3 separate regions of the Homo sapiens genome follow, and all the other regions are linked to region 3. Evidence: chromatin loops called from intact Hi-C (ENCODE). Cell type or tissue: heart right ventricle. All regions are shown on one strand. Each heading gives the region's core, and the rest is flanking DNA. Links, peaks and the distances in the headings are about the cores only.

What was found. Peaks named below come from ENCODE experiments on the same cell type or tissue, not always from the same donor. Only the 100,000 strongest peaks of a DNase experiment are listed, where the experiment ranks them.
Region 1: it touches region 3 in a loop (31-fold over the local background); 7 of 110 quality-filtered maps call a loop at or near these places.
Region 2: it touches region 3 in a loop (2.1-fold over the local background); 6 of 110 quality-filtered maps call a loop at or near these places.

Annotation. Positions count from the first base shown.
Region 1 is chr7:153,386,311-153,394,065 of GRCh38, reverse strand. It overlaps LOC105375577 (a long non-coding RNA gene), which reads right to left and starts at 4,906. Exons shown (of 3, transcript XR_928187.3): 1 at 4,336-4,906. In heart right ventricle, for the core only: no CTCF peak of the experiment used is centred there; no DNase peak of the experiment used is centred there.
Region 2 is chr7:153,467,210-153,474,964 of GRCh38, reverse strand. No RefSeq gene overlaps it. Among named protein-coding and RNA genes, the nearest start is that of LINC01287, 59 kb to the right of the region's middle. In heart right ventricle, for the core only: no CTCF peak of the experiment used is centred there; a DNase peak (open chromatin) is centred at 4,427; H3K27ac peaks cover 430 bases; H3K27me3 peaks cover 344 bases.
Region 3 is chr7:153,521,090-153,528,844 of GRCh38, reverse strand. It overlaps LOC107986750 (a long non-coding RNA gene), which reads left to right and starts at 4,614. Exons shown (of 2, transcript XR_001745034.2): 1 at 4,614-4,836; 2 at 5,020-5,608. In heart right ventricle, for the core only: no CTCF peak of the experiment used is centred there; DNase peaks (open chromatin) are centred at 4,414, 5,291 and 6,344.

The DNA of each region.
Region 1 (7,755 bases), core at 1,596-6,595, 130 kb after region 3:
TAGAACACGAGATAGAAGTGAAGATCAGGTTTGACTCTTTCCAGCATAGCTAGGGTACACGGCTAACTCTGTATGTCCCCAGGCCTTACTCAGAATTTAACAGCTTTAAAGCAGGCAAGTTGTACAGTTAAGAGTTATGGTAGCAGTTTATGAAGCATTTAATAGGTTTAATAACCTTTAAAATTGTGTAACATTTCTTTTATTAATTCCCTTTCACGAACCTTTTCACAACTTACACAGAGCATCTATGACATGCTTCAACTTTCTGACTTGTCCTAAATATCCCTCTTTTAAACAATCAGTAATTTTACTTTAGCACAAGAATTTACCAAACAAGATCCTTTCTCATATAAAATATCTTTTCTTTATAACTTTTCTTACCAAAAACATCTATTTACCTTAAAAATGTTTGAATTAAACAAAAGTCATTTTCCTTCCATTAGGAAGTTAAGGTTTGTACTGCATGTTGCTGTGCAAGCCCTGTGAAGGGGGAGCAGATGAGGAGGTTATCTATATGCTGTAGAAGACAGCCCCCAACAAAAGATTGCTTGGCTAGACTTTTGCTAGGGCTTATCTGAATAAGTATGGGCTATTTCTAAACCCCTGAGGTAGGACTTCCTAGGTTAAAGTTATTGGTTAAAGATTTAGGTAACTTTCCCAGGAGAAATAGAGCTATTAGAGAGAAAATGATCAGAGGTTGGGTAAATGTTACACAGGCATCCATCTTGGAAAGTATATTTTTGCCCCAAAGAGATGTAGGGTATTTCAACATTACCAGAGACTGGTAGGAGAATGGAATTTGATCCCTTGAGTAATATAAAGGAGTGTTAATCTTTTCTTTTGGAGGGAGGGGGTGCCATTTGCCCCAATTACCCAACAGTATTTGAAGGAGAGTTGCTAAGAGAAGGAGATTAGCACAGAGTAGGGAGATTTTGAACCCCAAAGGGAAATTTATAATTTTATTTGCTGCCTCCAAAGTTGCCCTTGGCCTTGTCTTGTAGATTACAATGTCTGATTTGGAAGCCAGCTGGAGCACAAAGCCCTTTCAGCTCAGAGCCATCAGGGTTTGGGATTCTGTCCTGGGGGCCCTTTGAATCTCAGGGCAGTCCCATTTCCAGTGGCCAACCTTGTGGCAGAGGGGGAAAGCTGTGTGGGGCTTTTTCCCATTTATCCCATTAGTGCAATTTGCAATTCAGTGGCCTGGATTCCTGCACTGATGGTAGTTACTTGGAGGAGAGTCCTTAGAGCAACCTGGAAGGGACTGAAGAGCTTATAAAGCAGCCAATAGTTGAGACTGCCTCTGGTCCCCATGTTTCTCTTTTCTCCCTAGCCCTGTTCTTCTTGTCCCCATATGGTTTATAAATGACTAAGGAGGCTAATTTGAGGATTTCCTGCACAGGGACACTGGCTTCTGAAGCTGACTCTTATAGTTTTCTCCCAGTTCATTTTTAGGCCAAACAGTATTACAAGGGAAAAATAGTTTTTTGTTTGTTTTAAGGTTTGGGGGATCAAACTTTTCCCCAGATTTCTTGGGGATGCATCCAAAGGGCATATCCTGTGGTTTATGGACACAATTACCCATCTGCAAAGAGAGGACAGAGGAGAAAAAAATAAGAAAAAAGAAGGCATCCCTTCTTATTGCTCTATTATCCTTTCCTGGACAGGGCATCCACCATTCATCCTTAGGGTTCCAGAATGAACCAGTCTTACTATGTAACCTTAACCTTGGCCTCATCTCATCAAAATTACCCACTTGAGAACAGAGGAGATACCAGAGTCAACAGGGGCACCCCATTCATCCTTGAGGTACTGGAATGAACTGGTCTAACCATGTACCCCAACCTTCCTCTCTGTTCTAATGGTAATCTGTTAGCCTAGGACCAGCCTTCATCTTTGTCCTATGGTTCTCTTGTGCCTGTGGCCATGGGCTGGCCTATATCTTTGTCTCCATGACCTTATAGTGACTCTCACTCAGAGCAGTCTAGCAACAAAATGATGATTCTCATTTCCCATGTTCCTTAAGTACACAAGAACCCTGTTTTTTGGCCAGCTACTGCTGGACTTCCCTCCCTTCTAATATTGCCTTGAAGGCCTTGATGTGTATTGAGGGCATGGAAGTGATTAGAGGAATAGAGGAAAATTTGTATTTAGGCTTCCTCATCCTCCAGGGGTAACATACAGAACACATGCTTAAGCAGACAGGACAATCCCTCTGCTACAGGAGGAAGTGGGAAGAAGTGTGAGGAATACTCATGGAAAGCCTTCATGTGCTCGCAAAAGCAGCAGCCCTTGGATTTGAGAGGGCAATGTTTATTTGCCCTCTTGACATAAAGGAAGAACATCTGGAGGAGATGGGGCCTGCGATAAGGGATCACAAATGGCAAAGGAAGAATTTTCCCTCTTCCCAAAGGGATGCTAACTCAAAAAAATCAAGTAGGGATCCTTAAAGGGCCACAGAATGAGGACAAATGCAGGTGGACAAACTGTTTCAAAAGCTAGGCCCAGCAGTGTAACACAGATGACAAGCAAAGTGTATGATAAGTCATAAGGAGTTGGCAGAGCTGGGGTTCCAATTAGAGTCTGTCCCAGCAGTGAGCCAACAGACATCCACTAGGGAGCCCATTTTTTTTGCTGCTATGCAAACATAGCAAGAGCCATGGATGCGTGAATAACAGGGAGTGTGTTTAGGGCAAAGAAGGAAGTCACACAGCATGTGAATTGAAAGCAGAGAAAAGGCAGACTTGCCTCCTGCAAGCAAATGGTCCCATGGATGCACAAGGCCATTTCAGAACACACACAGAGAAAACAGGAGAGTAGATGGTGCAGGGTCTTGGAAAAGAGCTGATTTTAGTTGAAAGGGCAGAGGAAACCCCAGACATTGCATGTCTTAAGCTTTAACCCTACCACTCTCGTGAGTCTCCTGTCCAGGAGGGCCATTAGTGTCTCAGGTCTACTCAGTGCAGACTCCAAGGTCCTTCCCCACCCAGTAGGCCACCCATCAGAGTGAGCTGAGAGATCAGTCAGGGGGAGCAGAACCACTGTGGCCAAGAGGAATCATTTTGGGGGTTGGTTAGTAAGCAGGAGAGTGAAAGGGGAGAGGGAACCCACGAAAGGGGGTTGAATGCATCCATCCAAAGCAGGTGAGGTATGGAGATGTCTTCCCAATAGGGAATGCATCTGAGTCATGGCATCAAAGTATGTTAGCAATGGTGAATCCATACAGGTCTGCAGCAACTCAGTTCTTACCTCCTCAGAAGAAAGAATTTGACCAGGGGACATAAGGCAGAGTGAGAGACCAAGGAAAGTTATAGAGCAGAAGTGCAAGTTTATTAAAAAGTTTTAGAGCAGGAAAGAAAGAAAGTAAAGTATACTTGGAAGAGGGCCAAGCGGGTGACTTGAGAGATTCAAGTGTGCTGTTTGACCTTTGACTTGGGGTTTTATACATTGACATGTGTATTAGTCCATTCTCACACTGCTATAAAGAACTGCCCAACATTGGGTAATTTATAAGGAAAAGAGGTTTAATTGACTCACCATTCCACATAGCTGAGGAGGCCTCAGGAAACTTACAATCAAGGTGGAAATTGAAGAGGCATGTCTTACATGGTGGCAGGCAAGAGAGAGTGAGTGTATGAAGGAGGAACTGTCAAACACTTATAAAACCATCAGCTCTCATGAGAACTACTCACAATCACCAGAACAGCATGGGGGACTCTACTCCCATGATCCAATCACCTCCTACCAGGTCTCTCCTTGAAATGTGGAGATTATGGGGATTACAATTCAAGATGAGATTTGGGTGGGGACACAAAGCCTAACCATATCAACATCTTTTCTCCCCTGATTCTTCCACTGGGGTGGGCTCTCCACATGCACAGTGGCCTGCCAGCACTTTGGAGGGGCTGCATGCACAGTGTGTTTACCGAAGTTGTGCACATGCTCACTAGAGGTGTTCTTCCCTTACCAGTCAAGTGTTCCTAGATAAAGGTAATACACCATCAAACTCCATCATTTTGCCTCTTAGTGCACATGCTTGAGCCCATCCACCCAACTCCTGAGATCTTATTGGGAAGCTGTTGATCATCAGCTTCAGGTGTTTTCTATCTATTGTGAGGCTGCCTTTCCCTGACACTGGCTGAGACCAATTATTATTTTAGAGAGACAATTTAACAACCACCTGACCCATCACCTGATGTTCGCCTGACATTCCTGGGTTGGAGGGGGGCCCTCTTCTGCCCTGCTTATGCCTGCCTACCTACCTACTCTAACATAACCATGTAACAATTCTGCCTCTGTTTCCACATTTGTAAAACAAAACAAAAAAATACCACCTACCTTGTGAGAGTAAGGGTCAAAAAACTCCTTAAAGGGTCAGAAAACTGGAAGCCCCTGATGTTTTACATGAAGATGCACAGAGAAGCAACCCCCACCAGGCATGCTGGTGCCTTTCCTTCTCCAGGCACTTCTCATTCAAGCCACAGAGGGCATCTCTATTTTTAGTCCTGTCTCCTAAGGGATCACGATGAAGTTATTTTTTATCTCAGCAAGTTGGCTCAATCTTACAGTCCCATGCATGGTGCCATTGATGGAAGCCTTGTGGGAAGTGGATGTACGCTCCCTGACTCATTCCCTCCCTGTCTTTGGCTCATCTTTCACTAACAAGTTCAGGCAGAGTCCTTGGACATCATTCAGAGAGAACCAGAGCTAGCATATAACACTGATCCTAGTCGTGTGTGATTTCATTAAAGAAATGTACCACTTGGTCTCTTCATGGCTAACTCCCCAGCTTGTATAAATTGCATAGTCACATGCCATTCAGAGAGCCATTCTGAATGCATATTTGTTACAGGAAGAACTTGGGATGGTAACATCCCCTGCAAACTGGGAAGGAGCCAAGAGACCAAAGAATGACTCCATCAAGTCCAGCTTGATAAGTAAATGAGTTTATTGGGACCTACATCCAGGGCTCTCCTGGGTGGCAGCAAGACAGCTCTAGAGATCCCCACTGCCTGCTGTCTTTAAGTTGCTTTTAAGCTAATTTTCTGGCTCTTTGCCGTGTGTGTGTGTGTGTGTGATAGGACTATTTTTCTTGGTATATTACCAGGTACACTTCAGTATGTTTGAGTTCTCAGGAATGAACACCTGCTCCTTGTCTGGGTACCATGGCCTTGGCTCACCACCTGGCCTTCAGGGTCCAAGCCATGGACATATGGACAAATGCCCTTAAGCAGCCTGGTGGGGACCTGTCACACTACAACATTGGTGCTGCTGCTGCTCCTGGTGGAGGGTGGGTTGGTGTGGGGACAGGAGGTGCAAAGTGACAAAGCCTCATGCCTACCCATGCCAAGAGGCCCTATCTGTCTCCAACCAAGTGCCCAGGACCTCCCAGATAAGGAACATAGCTTCTTTAAAAGGGCAGAAACTTGTCAGTTAGTCATATTTATTTTCAAATTCTAGTTCTAACACTTGATAGCCATGTGATATTGGGCAAGTTACTTATGAGCATCAGTTTTCTCCTTTGTAAAATAGAACTCTCATAGTTCACATGGTACCTGATATGGTCTGGCTGTGTCGCCACCCAAATCTCACCTTGAATTGTAGTTCCCATAATCCCCACGTGTTGTGGGAGGGACCCAGTGGGAGGTAATTGAATCCTGAGGGTGGTTACCCCCATGCTGCTGATCTCCTGACAGTGAGTGAGCTCTCATGAGGAACTTTTCCCACTTTTGCTCACCACTTCTCCTTGCTGCCTCTATGTGAAGAAGGACGTGTTTGCTTCCCCTTCTGCCATGACTGTTAGTTTCCTGAAGCCTCCTCAGCCATGCTGAACTGTGAAAATAAGAAAACCTCTTTCCTTTATAAATTACCTAGGCTTGGGTATGTCTTTAATAGCAGCGTGAGAACAAACTAATACAGTACCATTATCAAAGTTTGCATTTACATCAACTTTTCTAGAATAATTTCTGGAACAAAGCCTATGTTCACCAATTTCCTACCATCCTCTGTTGTCTAGGGACTAAAACTTTAATGTCATCAGCACCCCCACTGGGCTTCCCCACAGGTCCCAGGAATCAAGCCTGGATGGCTCCCTTTTTCTGCTGCCCCCTTCATTCCCACAAGACATGCAGGTGACTCAAGCTAATAGGACAACCGTCATGCCATTCTCCATGAGCATATGCATTTTATCACAATGTTTTTCCAAACATCCTCCCATCCTCTTGCATTCTCTCCTCATCCTTCTCATCTCTCCTTCTCTCAAATGATCCTCCATGCTCCCATTTCTCAGGCTTACAAACTCAGAGTCAACTGTAAATCTCTCCCATCTCTTCACTCAGTGCTCAGGCCCTGTCACCAATAGCATCTTCCCTTATGTCACCCATTTTTCTATTTCCAGTGCCACCATAATCCCAGGAAAATCCCTGGCCAAGGGCCCACTTAGGGAAGGCTGGTGAAGCCAAGTGGGGGCACTGGGCTCAAGTCTTTCCATTCCTGGGGGCCCCATAGGACAGGTGCCCCACTTGGGGGTGAAAGTGTGTGGAAGGGTGAGGATTTGTAGAAGAGAAGCAATAAAGGAACCTGAAAACAAGCAAGGAAGGGAAGGGAGAAATGAGATAAACAGAGGAGGCCAGAAGACAAAGAGATTGCAATGAAATCATTTTTGAGCCTTCAAATGTTCTTCCTAAAATCTATTCCAACCCTCAAGCAAATAGATGCATGAGAATTTAATGTTGAAACTCAAGCAGGAGCATGTGCTGAAAGGCAGAATGGGTCTAACTTAGTGGAATCATCATTTACATTTTTAGGAGTAATCCAAACTCTACAATTTAAAAGACAAAGAATTAAAATAAGGTCAAAATTTATCTTTTCTAAATTGTAGATTTTGTATGGTAAATACCTAAATTGTACCTTGATGCTTTTGCTTCCACATAAAAGGTGAAAATCGTTTCCTTCAGATCATTTTTTTCTTAATAGCAGCTTTCACACTGACAGAAAGAGGACATTTCTTACCCCATTCAGTAAGAAAGGAAGAGTAAATGGCATTCTCAAAGAAGGCGGAAATAGAACCTTTGGAAAATTGCCTTAATAGCAGGCTATGAGTTTGGGCGATGAAGAGGGGTGACCTCAGCCTCCCCGACCTGCCGGTCTGCTGCCCCCACCCTCCCACCCAGCTCCAATTTCACAAAACGACTCATGTTCCCCAAATACCCTGCACTCTACCTGCCTTTTCTCCAGTTGCACGAGGGCTGAGATCGTCACAAGTAAAAGACACCTGCTGCTTGTCACCCTCGTCCTAGGCATCCTGCAAGGACGTTCACAATGCCAGCTGCTCAGTGACGTCTTCCCCGAGGTGGAATTTTGTTGCTCCCCACCCCCGACTCCTTCCCCAATTGCCCTTTCTACTGTTACAGGTGTGTGTCTTTCTCCTTGGCTGACTCTGAAGCTGAGATGCCTGTGGGTCAAAGAGATCCTTTGAGAAGGATTTCTAACCTGAAATCAAAAAACTAAGAGTGATTTTATAGAAGTGACACCTGTGAAGCTGGAAGAACAATAGGGTTCATGGAGGTGATAATTTAAGATGATTAAGGAAAACATGGTATCTGAATTGTATCTTCATGTTTTTTCCTTTAAACTGTGGGTTTTTCTCAAAATAGTAATGTTTTATATCAACATTTTATTTAAATAGATTATAATAGCTGTAAATCTATTTAGATTTACAATAGATTTACAATATCAGTCAGGACCCAGCTGGAAAAA
Region 2 (7,755 bases), core at 1,596-6,595, 54 kb after region 3:
AGCACACATGGTCTGACTTTCATAGCACGGTGGGGAAAAGCACACAGCCCAAGCTTCTCTCGTAGGAGTATGCATGTGTGGGCACTCTGAAACATTTAGTGGAAATATGGGCAAGAAATGGAAGACTGTGGGGGAGAGGAGGAGACTAATTTCTTTTATTCCTAGGCATCCCTGGTCATGGAGTCAGAACAAGGTTCCAGTTGAAGACAGTGTCTCCACCCTCTCAGTATCTCAGTTTATTAACCATGATTGATTTGGCTGTAAAAGTAGCCAACAGAGTAGCTGGGGACCCCTTATACAAAGCTACTACTTTGATTTTCCAATTGGTTTTAAATCCCAAATGTAGAGAAACCTTGGCTGGGCAGGGCCCAGGAGCAAGGTGAAATTGCTACAGTCATTTGGAAAGTTAAGAGGGTTTAGTGCTCTCTGGTTGAGCTGTAAAGCCCTCCCCCTGTGAGTGCTGACTGAGGTAAGAGAGTGGGAGAGATGTAAATAATTTGTGGCCAGAGAGTGGAAAATGGTGCTTTGAAAACATGTCTGCAATGTGCACAGAGCACAAGTGTTTGCTCACTCTCTGAGGTCCTGCAGTGTCCACTGTTGCAACCTCTGACCTTCAAAGGCAAGGAATTCTATTACAGTACTTACCTCTTATCCAAATGGGAGATGTTCCTAGACCCCCAGTGGTTGCCTCAAACTGCAGACAGTACCAAACTCTCTATATGCTGTTTTTCTTATACATACCTATAATAAAGTTTAATTTACAAGTTAGGCACAGTTAAGAGATTCAAAATAATAAATAATAATAAAACAAATATAACAACCTACTTTGATAAAAGTTATGTGAATATAGCTGCTTTATCTCTGAAAATATTTTAACATTTTCAGATCATGGTGAACTGCAGGTAACAGAAACTGAGGAAAGTGAAACAATGGATTGGAGGGGGCGACTTCTGTACTTGGGAACAGAAAGGAGGGATGTAGATGTTTTATTTATTTATGTTTATTGCTTTAGAAAAAATGCAAGATGATGTCTTAACAACCTTCACTATTTTTTGTGCTAAGCACCATGGGGGCTAAAAAGAGATACAGTTCCTTCCCTCAGTGCTCTTAGGATTTCTAGAGTGGGAGAACTGGGTGATTTGTTTCTTTTGTTCACATCTTCAGCAGTTCACTCACCTGACCTGCACTTGGACCTACTCAGTTGACAAGATTGTGAGTCTGATCCCACAACAGATAAGACGTGGGATCTTGAGGGGAGGTAAGAGAGTGGGAGAAATGTAAATAAATTATGGCCAGAGAGTGGAAAATGGTGCTTTGAAAACATGTCTGCAAATTTTTTATATTTCTTCCATTAACAAGGCGCTCTAATTTCCCTTTCTTTGAATACAGGTCATCTTAGTGACTCACTTCTAATGAGAGAAGCTGGTAGAAGGAACCCTGAATGACTTCCAAGGTCAGGTCTTAAAATGATACAGCTTCTGGCTGGTTCCCTCTCCCTTTTTGGACGCTTGACCTTGGAACCTGGCAGCTGTTGAGCAGACTTCACCAGGCAAAATTGTTGGGAGTTCTGACTAATCCTATAATAAGATGTGTTAGTCAGGGCTCTCCAGGGGAACAGAAAGCAACAGGAGAGATAGGTAGGTAGGTAGGTAGGTAGACAGACACACAGACAGACACACAGGCAGAAACATAGAGAGATGATAGATAGAGGCTGGCAAGTTCACAATCTGCAGAGTCAATGATCCAGTCTGAGTCTGAAGAGCAGCAGCTGCTGTAGAAAAAGGAAGAGCTGATGCCCCAGTTTGAAGGCCACCAGGCAGGGAGAATTCTCTTTTACTAGGGGAAGGGTCAACCTTTTGTTCTGTTCAGGCAACTGATTGAATGAAGTCCTTCCACATTAAGGAAGACAACCTGCTTTACTCAGTCTGCTTGTCCAAATGTTAATCTCTCCCAAAAACACCCTCAAAGCACACCCACAAGAATGACCAAATGTCTGGGGACTGTGGCCCCACCAAGTTGAAACAAATAGTTAACCGCCACCCAAGATGTATCAGGTTACTCTGCTGACCACAGGATCCAAAAAGACTCAAGAAAAATCCAGCTGTCTTAGATGCCTGTACCAAGCAAGACACTTTTTCTCCTGGATCTTTTCTCTGGTCACATTTTCCATGTGGTCTCCCTACCATGACTTTGTTGTCAGTGCTTAACCCTGCCTGATCCACACCACTGAGCTTCGTCTATGTATCTTCCAGCTGGCACCGCTGACTGGCCAACGCAAAGGCAACACGAACGGAACTGAGTTTTCCAGGACAGTGATTCCTAAATGGACAGGAAAGTCCTATCCTTATAAGTGATATTCTTTATGGTGGTGCTTTGTTTCTGGCTGATTCCCAGCGGTATCACTCACTCACTGTGAACCTTCGCTGTGGCTGTTCTTGGCTCAATACCCCAGCAACCATTCGCTCTTTGCCGGTGGAAGCACTTAACCTTCAGCCTCAGACCGAGGGTCTAATCCTGTCCTTGGAGAGTGAAATCTCAGAGTCCTGGACCATAGTATCAGGGACTCAGTTCAACTGTGGTGCTTCCTCCCTTTTGATACTATACCCCTTAATCTGCCTTTCTGCCATATCCTTAGAGAGCAGGCCACACGAAACACCAGTTTCTGTAGGTCCTTAACTCGCCTTCTGGGCACTGAGGCTCTCTCTTTCCTTTAAGCACTGGCCATCACCCTTTCCTTAAGGCCTGAGGTCTTACATGGCTGTTTTTTCCCCAATACATTTTTTTTTTTTTTTTTTTTTTTTTGGAGACAGAGTCTTGCACTATCTCTCAGGCTGGAGTGCAGTGGCACGATCTCAGCTCACTGCAACCTCTGCCTCCTGGGTTCAAGCGATTCTCATGCCTCAGCCTCCCAAGTAGCTGGGATTACAGGTGCACGCCACCATGCCCTACTAATTTTTGTATTTTTAGGAGAGATGGGGTTTTGCCATGTTGGCCAGGTTGGTCTCAAACTCCTGACCTCAGGTGATCCGCCCACCTTAGCCTCCCAAAGTGCTGGGATTACAGGCATACCCAATACATTTTTAATGCTTGGAATTCTATTTGGGAAATGTATTCTTTGTGAATTGGTCCATACTCTCTTCCTGATGCCAATGACCCCTTTGAAGGAATTTCTCTTTTCTCCTAACATTGAGACATGTTGCTCCTCTCCGCACTGCCCTCATGCCTCGCTGCCGTGCACACCATGGAATCCGCTCATCTGACCTTGCACCTCGGGCTGAACCCTTCTGCTGGGAGCAGCGAGAGCACCCAGAGCACGTCCCGGCTCACAGTGCTCACTCTAAATGCTGCCGAGAGAACCAGTCAGAGGATAGTGTGAAAAGCTTTTCCTACATTAGTAAAGGCCAGGTGGCTCCACCCTATCGACAGACCCTTCCTGACCTTGGTTTAAGGTCAGCATTGCCCTTCTCTCTGCCAACTGCCCATACGAGCAGATGCAGGAGAGCTGGCCTCTCTCTGAGCTGAACACCCCCTTCCCCCGAATCAATGCCTGCCAGAGCTGATGAGCATGAGCGCCTCTGAATCCTTCATGAAGGTAGTTAGGCGCAAACGGCATTTATTTCCCCGGTTACAACCTTGGAGAGGTGGTCATTTTAAGGTTCAGCCTGCTTCAGTTACCTGACAGAACCCAGATGCTATGAACAGGGAAATCATGAGATGCTAGGTCCACTTGGAAATGAGAAAATGACACCCTTATCTATCAGTTATGCAGACCAGAAACATAGGCATCAGGCATCATCTTTAAATCTCTTTTTCCCTCACTCCCACATTCAACACAGAGGAAAGTTCTGCTGGCCTCATCCTCACACTAGATCCCAAATCTAACCTCTCTCACCCCCTCCACTGTTCCCACTGAGCCTCGGCCACATGTGTACATGTGTCCTGCCCGGACACCAGCAGCCTCCTGCCACTCTTGCTGCATCCGCACTTGCGGCTGATGTTCCATTTTCCACATATACCATGGCACACAGGCCACGTTTCTGCTCCCTTCCCTTCATGTACATCTGTGGTCAATGGGGCCACGAGGCATAAAGCCCCTGCCTCTCTCTCTGACTTCAGCTCCTCCAGCCCTTCCCTTAGTTTATTCCCTCCACACGCAAGCATTTTGCTGTTACTCAAACTCTAAGATCATTCCCTCCCGGCAAAGCATCCTCACCTCTGTACCTTCTACCTGGCATGCACCTTCTCCATGTCTTCACCGGGGTCCTCCCTCCACTTCACTCAAGTCACTCACTTTACTGAGCATAGCCCTGATCCTACTTCCCTGCTCTTCTTTCTAAAGTCCATGCCACCTGCCATGCCATGAGCTTGCATCTCTGCTTTTTTATTTATTGCTGGTGTCCACAACCACACTCTGTGCTCCAGGGGACTTTGTTTTTGCTGTGCCCGTGCTTATCACACTATGCCTGTCACACAGTGCCTGTCATGTAGCAGCCACTCAAGGAGACATGACTGGAGGAATCGTGTGTGTTTTAGGGAGATAGCATGTCTTGTTCACATCTCAAAATATCGTAAGTCCAGAAGCACTTGTGGATGTTCACTGTGTTCTCATGTCTGAGTTTGGTGCTGTAGGGTCACCCAAGATAGAAGAGCATAGCTGCTGCCTTCAAGGACTTTGCCATTTACGAGAGGCAATAGCACTAACGTGAGAGAAGCAATTCACGTGGCGCCTGAGGATCTTCTGGATTGCTTTGTCCTCTGTGGCAAAGAACACTAGTGCTCGGGAGTGCAGACCATGGATCAGGCTGAGGTCTGCAGTACAGTGAAGAGGTGGAGCCCAGCCAGGCCTGAGAGCACCTGAGGAGTTTAGATTTAGGCAGCAGGGCGGTGGCCAATGTTTTGAAACAAAGCAGTAATTTTTGTTTCAAAACAAAAATTTTGCCCCCCACCAAAGTTATCCAAGGCCTAAGAGGAGCTTTGACAACTGGAGAGCAATTCTGAAAAAGGTAAAATTAAATCCGTTTCTGATACCACACACACAAAATAAACCCCAGAGATGTCAGAGATCCGAAAGTAAAAAAAAATAAAAATATACACACACTAGAAGAAAACATGATGGAATCCCTCTGCACCTTGAGTATGGAGGAAGGCTTTCTAATTGTTAAAAATCCCCATACAGAAAACCAAAAGATAAATGTGACCACATAAAAATAAAACTTTTGCATGTCAAAAGCAAAAAACTAAAAACAAACAAATACACAAACTACTCAAAATGGTAAACACCGTAAGCAAAGAAGTTAAAAGACGAATGAGTACTGGGAGAAAAGATTTTCAGTATTCATCACCCATAAAAGGTTAATACTCCTAACTTGAAACATCTTTTAAAAATTAAGAGGAAAAAAAGGAAAAAAATTTTAGAGGCAAATTAGCAAAGACATGAAGCAACAATGCACAAAAGATAACATATGAAAAGATGTTCAGATCCTCTCACTATAAGAGAAATGCAAGTTAAAACACCAATCCTAGTTCACATCCATTAGACTGGCAAACTTGGAAATTCGACAATGCCTTCTGTTTGCGAGGCTGTAGGGAAACGCACTCTCCTACACTGCTGGTGGAAACAGCAAAGGCACCATCTCTCTGAAGGAGGATTTGGCAATATGCAACAAAATTACATATGCATTTGGTTTTTATCCTAGCAATCTCACTTCTAAGAATTTACTCTGGGGCCGGGTGCGGTGGCTCACGCCTGTAATCCCAGCACTTTGAGGGGCCGAGGCAGGTGGATCACGAGGTCAGGAGATCGAGACCATCCTGGCTAACACAGTGAAACCCTGTCTCTACTAAAAATACAAAAAAAAAAAAAACAGCCAGGCATGGTGGCGGGCAACTATAGTCCGAGCTACTCGGGAGGCTGAGGCAGGAGAATGGTGTGAACCCAGGAGGCAGAGTTTGCAGTGAGCCGAGATTGCACCACTGCACTCCAGCCTAGGCAACAGAGCAAGACTCCATCAAAAATATATATATATATACTCTTAAGACAAACCTTCCCACTACACAGTTATTAAAGGCTTAAGAAGGACATTATTTTCCTCATGATGTCTGAGGAAAGCCAAATTCAGTTGGCTCATCTAAGACTCAAAGATAAGAGTATAACAGAATTTCAGAGAGGAAAGCAAAGCACATCAGGTATTCCCATGCTGTGTCTGATGCAGGAACTTTCTCTAATATGACCTCAGCAAGATCTACCAGCTTCTGCCCATGTATGGACAATAACTCACAGCTCCACTTTGCTTTCAGAAACTTCCTGTTATTAATAACATTTTTCTGAACACGAAATTCAAACCTATCTGTCTCTAAATTATACTTTGCTCCTTGGGGTCAAACAAATTAACTTTTATCAACTTAGCAGCCTATAATATAGACCTACAAATATTTGAATGTAAGTCATGCTTTTTATGATTCTCCAGGCTTCAGTTCTTTCACCTCCTCATTTGTTCAAATCTCTACTTTCAGGGTTTCCAGAAATGAACACAATACTCCAGGATATGGTAGAATGGTCACCTTCTATAGTCTAGAATCACAAGGCAGTTAGGGACTAGATTCACTTGTATAATTAGCACAACATGTTGACCACAAAGTGATGCACTTATGGTGAATAACAACCCCATGATTTTCTCAGGTATGTAGCGGGTAAGCCATGACTCCCTTTTCTGCTCAAATGGATAATCAAAGTAACCTTTATCCCTCTGCCATCAATGAAGCCTAACACCCAACTTCCAGCCCATGTTGATCACCTATGTTGGGCAAAGCATCACACTTAGCATCGTGAATGAGAAAAATGAGGAGGAGTGGAAGGAAAGGTTGAGGGGATGGAGAAAAGGTGGTAGCATCATATAAGAGACATTTACAAGCTCTCTTCCCTAAAAGATCTTATTGCTCTGTCATTGACCTGAGACTGTCAGTAAACAATTCAAACCCATCTTGCTGAAGGAAAGCTCAAAATAGAGTTCTTATGGAAGGCTTCTCGAAGGATAATAGGGGCAGGGAGACAGCATCCAGATATGACATGGCAGAGACCATTCCTACTCACCAAGTACCCATATGATCCTCCTAACTTCCAGACCAGGATACCTGGATGAGGTCATTTAACTAATTCTTGGGACATGAGCAGGAATGGTGTCTCTCTTGCTAGCTGAGGTCTGAGGCAAATACCAGCGTATGTGTCTTTTCTAGGCATCTGCACTTTCATCTTACTTCTCCTTTCTCTCCTCTCTCTCTGTCTCTCACTGCCTCTCACCATGTGGCTAGAAGGAAAGGACTCTAACATGGAGGCACTGCAATATGGAAGTAGTTTAGATCTCTGCCAATAAGAGAGCCTGTGTCAACAGGAAAGCCACAAAGCAGAGTCATGCAGGACAGTATTGCAAGAGACCCATGCAAAAGACCCCTGCAGGGGAGCACTGCAGGAGACCCATGCAAAATAGTCAGCAGGGGAGCACTACAGGAAATGGATGCAGAAGACCCATGCAGGGGAGCATTACAGAAGATCCATGCAGAAGAGCTTGCAGGATACTCATGCAGAAGACTCATGCAGGGGAGCTCTACAGAAGTTGGATGCAGAAGACCCACGTAGGAGAGCACTGCAGGAGACCCATGTAGGAGTGCTTGCAGGAGACTCATGCAGAAGACCCATGCAGGGAATCACTGCAAAAGATGCATGCAGAAGACCCATGCAGGAGAGCACTGTAGGAGACC
Region 3 (7,755 bases), core at 1,795-6,794:
TTATTTCTTTTGGCCTAAAAAAAGGGGAAGAGAGGGTGCCTTCTCCCCAGAGTTTGGGAAACACTCCTGTAACAGTTCATGGAGAGTGGCCATGACTCATATTCTTCTAGGCCAGATGATAGATTCTTTCCAACGGTGCCCCTTCTCAGAAAAGGCCCACTGGAGAAGTGGGTGGTGCCTCAGTCAGGTGATATAGTTCGGATTTGTGTCTCCGCCCAAATCTCATATTGCAATATAATCCCCAATGTGGGAGGTGGGGCCTGATGGGAGGTGATTCAGTCATGGGGGCGGTTTCTCATGAATGGTTAAACATCATACCTCTTGGCACCATCCTCTCAATAGTGGGTGAGTTCTTGCAAGATCTGGTCATTTTAAAGTGTGTGGCAGCTCCTCCTCTCTCTCTGGCTCCTATTCCCAGCCTGCTCCCACTTCACCTTCTGCCATGACTGGAAGGTTCCTGAGTGACAGAGCAGGAGCATCACCATTTTGGACAAACACCACCTTTTAAGTTCCCCTTGAATAAAAGAAACTGCCTAAATCCAGCCCCAAAAGATCAGCCTAATGACTAATGTCAGCATAACCAGAAACATTCCAACCCTAAGATAAACCCCACTCCGACCAGAAACATGCCAACCCCACAATAAAATTTTCCTCACATAGAAACATTCCAATCCTGCAATAAGCTCCCCCTTCCTAAACCCTTAAATTCCCTTAGACTGTAAGAGAGAACGTTCCTGACTGAAATTGGCCAGAAGCCCCTCTCAAGTTTATTCTCCAAAATAAACCTGCCTTTGACTGTTAAGCTGCTTTTCGTGTTTCTTTCCTCTTTCTTTAACTCTTATGCTGAGGCCTCCCCAGAAGCAGATGGTGGTGTCATGCTTTCCGCACAGCCTGCAGAACCATGAGTCAATTAAACATCTTTCCTTTGTAAATTACCTGGTCTCAGGTGTTTCTTTATACCAATGCAAGAACGGCCTAAGACAGCATGGGCAGTATGGCTTGACTACAGGAAAAGGAAGGCAAAGTGGTCCCATCCTAAGAGAAACAAAGGTCATCAAGCCACCGACTCCCCAGGCTTCCCCTGAGGCCCCTGCTCCCCTTACAAGTGGGAGCCTCTTTGCCCCTTTCCAGCCCCCACTACCTTAATTCTCTAGCTCCATCCTTCTCTGTCCTTGGATTAATCCAATGAATCGAGTACAGGTTTGAGCATCCCTAGTCCAGAAATCCAAAAATCAAAATGCTCTAAAGCCAAAACTCTTTGAGGACTGACATGATGCCACAATTGGAAAATTCCACATCTGACTTCATGTCATCAGTCTCAGTCAAAATGCAGTCAAAACTTTATGCACAAAATTCTAAAAATATTGTCTAAAGTTCCCTTCAGGTGATGTGCTTGAGGTGCATATGAAGCATTAATGGATTTTCTGTTTAGACTTGGGTCCCATCCTCAAGATATTTCATTAGGTATGACACAGATGTTCCAAAATCCAAAAAGCGTTTTGGATAAGGGAGCGTCAACCTGTTCCTCCATGCTGGATGCGATGAGCTGGATTCTGGGAACACAGGGAACAACCCAGCACATTCACACACAGAGCTGCAGTGAGAAGAGGCGCTGGGTCTACGACAGCAGGAGGGTCACATGCAATTCTGGCCCTGCCATGGCTCCAGGTTGTGCTCCAAGGTCGAATGGGGGCTTATTTGCATCCAGAATTCCCCAGGCAATATTCATCTCCAAGTGAGGTCACACACACAGCAGGCTGCGCTTTCTCCCTGCCAGGCCTTCTGTCAGGGCTTCCACGGTGGACGAGCTCCCACTCCGCCATGTGTCCTGTTTCTGTCCTGCACGAAGCCCCCGCCACTTCTCTATTCCCTCCCACACCCCAGTTGTAGTCCTTGTGGATCCCACCTCCACAGCTTTGCCCATCTGCCCCCACCGCCCTCATCGTGCCATCTCAGTCAGGGGCTCTCATCCTGGGCAGACCCCGCTCATCCTGGAGGAGCCACAGCTCGACCTTCCCCACATCCTGAGATCCCCGACTATGTAGTGGGGGACGGAGAGGTTCTTGGGCATTTAGTACAAGACTTCAGGGTCCTCTTACTGTTTCACTGGTACAAATCTCAGCTACCAACATGATTATAACCCCTATGGTTAATTTAATTTGTTGTTTAAATCCCACAGGAAGAGGCAGATTATGCAGTCGTCTTCAAGGTGATGAATAAATACCCAAATTCAATGGAAAGCAAAAAGAAAACAGTAGTTGATACATAGTAAGCCATATAAAAGTGATTTATGCAAATTAACCTATTTAATCTTCATAATCCTATGGAATATGCACAGATAGGAAAATGACGGCACCAATATGATGGGTTAAGTGGCTAATGTCAGACCACTAGAAAGTGGTAGAGTTGGGATCTGAACTCAAGCAGGATGGCTCCAAAATCTGTATTATTTACCACTATGTTCTACTGCTCTCTTGATTTTTCATCTTGTGTGCAGCCCATATAAATATATATAAGGCAAATGTTGGTTGCTATAGAGTTCAGAACTAAGTATTACTTATAAATGTAGGAACTTTCTTCCGCTAGAATCTCTGGATGTAATGTTCCCTTTCTTTCCCTGGTAAAACTCTTTTTAAATAAATTATTCTGTGTTAACATTATTTTTAAAAGGAGGCCAAATGTGCATATATCTGTGCAATCTGATTTGCAATGAATATATTTGTTTATTCATCTATTCAGCTGTTATGCATTGAACATTTACTACATACGCTCACTCTGCTGGACACTAGGGATATGAGCAAAGTGCTATTTTTTGTTTTTTTGTGAGTTTTTTCTTTAATCTTAAGGATGCCCAATTTAGCCTCAAGGATATTCACAGTAACCACAGGCTGAGCACTTACTGTATTGAATGTTGTGCATGCATTATCTCATTTAATCCTCATAACCACCTTGTGGGAGAGTTACTATTATTCTGTCAACTTAACAAATGAGAAGACCAAAGATCAGAGCAACTAAGGGGCCTGCCCAGTATTGCAGAGATCATAGTTGCAAGGTTGGGATTGGGGCCCACGTGTGACCAACACCAGCACTCATGACCCTCACCCCTGCTCTGGATCCTGAGAGATGGCTCCTGTAGAGAGAGGTCTGTGACTGTCTGCATCGTGCCTGGAGCACACAGTGGGGTGGAGAAAGTGCTCTGAGGACCTGGAGGATGGAGTGAGGCATGCTGCCAGGAAGGCACACGGGTTTCTTTGATTGGGATCAGTACTCTTCTAGGCTCCCGTGTCTCACTGGTGAAATAACAGTGTTATCTCGGACATTCAAACCATCTTCTCACAGGGTCTCGGTTTGCATATGTGATGTGCCTGCCACTGCCAATTCCATCCTTCTGCTCCCAAGTCCAAACCCAGGATGCAAACAGTGGGCATGGAGGACTAACCTTTTAAAAAATATTTCACAAATTGCCGTCTAAATAGGATGATTCTGCCCGAGCTCTGTGCCACTTTCCCCTACAGGAAAACTAGCTAGTTCTTGAAACAATGCCTTATTAAGTTATAGTCTATGCCATTTCATTAAAAAGAAGTCATATCCTACTCCAAGTCACCTTCTGAACCATCAGGGGCTTGTGGACTGAGACCAAGTGCAGTGGGTGACCCTCAGCTCAGTCACAATTTGTGTGGATAGACCAGGGAGCCCACCATGCCTATAGCAGAGCTCCTACACCAGGGCCCAGCTGAGGCGGTGGATGGAGTTGCTGCTCAAGAAGCTCAAGTTGGGAGACACCCCTGCAGCAGCAGGAGCACTGAAAGGAAGGTCCAAAGACTTTCTGAGATGACAGGTCTTCTGCAGGTCTGCAATGCCAGCCATCTTTGTGATTCTTCTTCACTGAATCAGAATGACGGCTTCCTCAGATTCACTGCATGGTTCATTGGAAGGCACTAGAGGGCTTCTCTAGGAAAGAAGTGTTACCCCCAGAAACATGGCCCCTGAGTAAGCACTCTGGGGCCGCCCCTGTAACACCACCCTAGTAGGATTTGAGGAACGAATAAGCCAAAGGGGGAAATCATATATTAGCTGACATTTTATATTTCCTAACTTTGCTTTTTTTGCTATTTGAATGCTTCCTCCTGGGGAGTTTTAATGTGACTTTGTTTAACCTTTGACTACTGTTGAGCTCTGAGCATACTGAGGACCAGGATGGCATCTGCCCACTCCTTTCTCTCATTCTAGGAGGATATGACCTTGTATGATGGGGCTGTGCCAGGGCAGAGGATTCATACACGGAGCTAGTGGACCAGCTACAACTCTCTCCCTCCACCTCCTCCTTGGAGAGGCTCCAAAAAGCTCCCTCCCACCCTGTGAACACCTAGTACACAGGCGGCTGTTCTTTTTCTTTGGAAGTTGCATAAACAGCATCTCCCTAACAGGCAAAGCTCTCATTAGCAGTGTGTTCCTGTCAGCCGCCTGAAGTGAGAACATAAACACAGTCACCAAAACAAACGCCACCCCACTGGCCTCAGCCCCTGGTCTCTGCAGAGGTGGGCGGGGGAGGCCAAGAACAGGCTTAAAAGGAAAGGAATGGTCCTCTGTTTAAAGGCACGGGCCTGCTCTGCATTTGGCGTGCATACCCTGAGGCTGTTCAATTCATTCCTCCCCACTCCCCGTCTGTCTTGCTCCCTGGCTCACACCCTGGATTGGCACAGAGGCGGTGCTGCAGGGAGCTCTACAGAGGGCTCCTGAGGCCATGCCAGGGTCAGAGCAAGCTAGGGAGGGCAGAGACTGGGAGCGCTTGGGTGATCAGCTCTGACTGAGGCGCCGTCAAGGCTCCAGTCACAGGTATGTAAGAAAGCCCACATTATGGGGTGAATGGCGTTCCCCCCAAAACGCATGTGCTGAAGTCCCAGCCCCTGGCACCTCAGAATGGGACTGTCTACGGAGATAGCGTCTTTTAAAAAATAGCTAAATTACAATGAGGCCATAGGGATGGGCCCTCATCCAACCTGACTTGTGTCATTATAGGAAAAGGAGATGAGGACACAGGCACACACAGAGGAACGACCATGTGAAGACTCAGAGAGAAGACGGCCTTCTGCAAACCCAGCAGGGAGGCCCAGGAGAAACTGACATCTCGATTTTGGACTTCCAGCCTCCAGGATTGTGAAAAAATAAACTTCTGTTGTTCAAGCTGTCCGTCTGCAGGAGTTTGTCGTGGCAGCTCCAGGAGGCGTGGGAAGAGAGCTTTCCAGTGCCTCTCCCTCATGGGGAATTCTGCCCACCTCTCCCTCCACTGGCACTCACACTGGCATGTTCCTCCCCATGCCCAGGCTCCCGATGGACCCAAGCCAGCTTGCCTGCCAAGCAAATCAAGCTCCATTCGAAATTCTTAAATTGGCGAAACCAAGTAGACTTTAAGGAGGGCCCAAGACAGTTCTTCTTATTCCCGCAGTCCCAGCACGATGACTACTGCGTTTTTTCACTCCTTAATCCTGTTTTGCATGATAAATTATGTAATCAATTCTGTCTCCATACTTTTACCTATGCCTGCTCCTAAGCATCAGAATACTAAGTAATTAATAAAAGAGAATAAATCATTCTACTCATTTTTGAATACCGACATTCAGTTTCTTTTCAGTGGGTTAGGAAATGTGACATTAATCACAATATGTTGAAATTATTTTTTCAACATGCCATTAGATCTACTGTTGTAGTTCGGTTTCGTGAAACTAAGAAGACAAATCCCTCTTTCCTAGGAGATTCTTGGACAAAAATGAGTCCGTTCCAAGTCTTTCGGTCTTGCCTTAGGTTACACAGCAGCAGAGTCAGAACTAAAATTTTTGTTTACCTCACTTGTGAGCCAGAGTTCAAGATTATTTTTATCTTTTGGGGGGTGTGGGCTGTAGGCAGAGAGGATGAGTATTTTTTCTGTTTGTTCATTTGTTTGATTGGTTGGTTTTGACTGAATACTTGAAAATAAAGATAGCAGATCTCACCCTGATAGGCTCAAGCGTGGAAAGAATACTTCTTTTATAAAAAAAGAAAGGAAAGAAAAAATTTGAGCTGCTCCTGAGCATAAGCCCAGAGACAGGATTTGCCAGTTTTTTTTTCTTTTGCCTTTTTTCTTGCCTCCTGTTTTACTTCATGATGGTATATGGATCATTTGCCTGTGCAGAATCTTGTTGGAGATTTGAAACCCATTAAAAGGTTCTGCACTGTCCTTGTTCTTCTGTTGTTTCAAATTCCAGAGGGAGGAGTGAGGTCAGGCTTATATTAGCTCTGAGTCAGAAAAGCAACTCCGAGTACAAGCATGGAGGCAGGCGCAGGACTCCGATCTCCCTCTGCTTTATAAGGCAGCGAAGGCAAAAGCACGCAGCAGATGTTGCTCCTTGGTGATGGATGGTCCAAGAGTGTGCAGAGACTTGTAGCCAGCTGGCATGAGGGGTGGCCTTGACAAGAGTGGTTAATAATTGCTTGAAGGAAAGCAGTTTTCAGAATGAAGAACATCATGTTCTAATGAGGAATTTAATACCTGTGAACTTTACTAGAAATGGAACAATAAGGCTGTCAGAAATGGGTGCAAAATCTTCAAGAGCAGCTCACAGACTGGGAGAGATAGAACAGGAGAGACAACATGACCATGTTGATGCTGAGTCTATATTATTGCAACAAGATATATTATTTGCAACTTTTTTTTTGTTTGTTTGTTTGAGATGGAGTCTTGCTCTTGTTGCCCAGGCTGGAGTGCAGTGCCGCGATCTTGGCTCACTGCACCTCCACCTCCCGGATTCAAGCAATTCTCCTGCATCAGCCTCCTGAGTAGCTAGGATTACAGATGCCTGCCACCATGCTCAGCTAATTTTTGAATTTTTTGTAGAGATGGGGTTTCACCACGTTGGCCAGGCTGGTCTCAAACTCCTGACCACAGGTGATCCACCTGCCTTGGCTTCCCAAAGTGCTGGGATTGCAGGTGTGAGCCACCATGCCTGACCCCTATTTGTAATTTTTAACAACTGTTTTGGGATGTAATTTAACCCCACTCCACCCACTGTAAGGGCACAATCCAATGACTTTCAGTAAATGTGTGCAGCTAAGCCATCCCTACAATCCAGTTTGCAGCATTTCCATCACCCCAAAAATTTCCCATCACCCTCCTTGCAGTCAATCAATGCTCCCATCGCCAGCCTCAGGCAACCACCAGTCTGCTTTCTGGCTCCGTAAACTTCTATTTAATAAGGATTCTTTGTGTCTGGCTTCCTTCACTTAGCATGTTTTGGAGTTCTGTCCATGGTATAGGAGGTGTCAGTAGTTCCTCTTTTATTGCTGAATAATAATGCGTTGCATGGAGATACCAAATTCTGAATTCACCAGGTGACAGATATGTGGGTTGTTTCCAGTTTGGGCCGCCTTGAAGAATGCTGCCATGAACGTTCACATACAAGTCTTTTTGAGGATGTATGTTTTTATTTATTGCAAGCAGATTCCTAGAAGCGTAATTACAAGGTCTTTGGGAAGTTTATATTTACCTTTTTAAGAAACTGCCACACAATTTTCCAAAGTGGCTGTTCCATTTTACATTGTCACCAGCAATGTATGAGGTTCCTTTTTTTTTTTTTTTTTGAGACGGAGTTTCACTCTGTTACCCAGGCAGGAGTGCAGTGGCCAGCACGATGTGGACTCACTGCAACCTCTGCCTCCCGGGTTCAAGCAATTCTCCTGCTTCAGCCTCCCGAGTAGCTGGGATTACAGGTACCCACCACC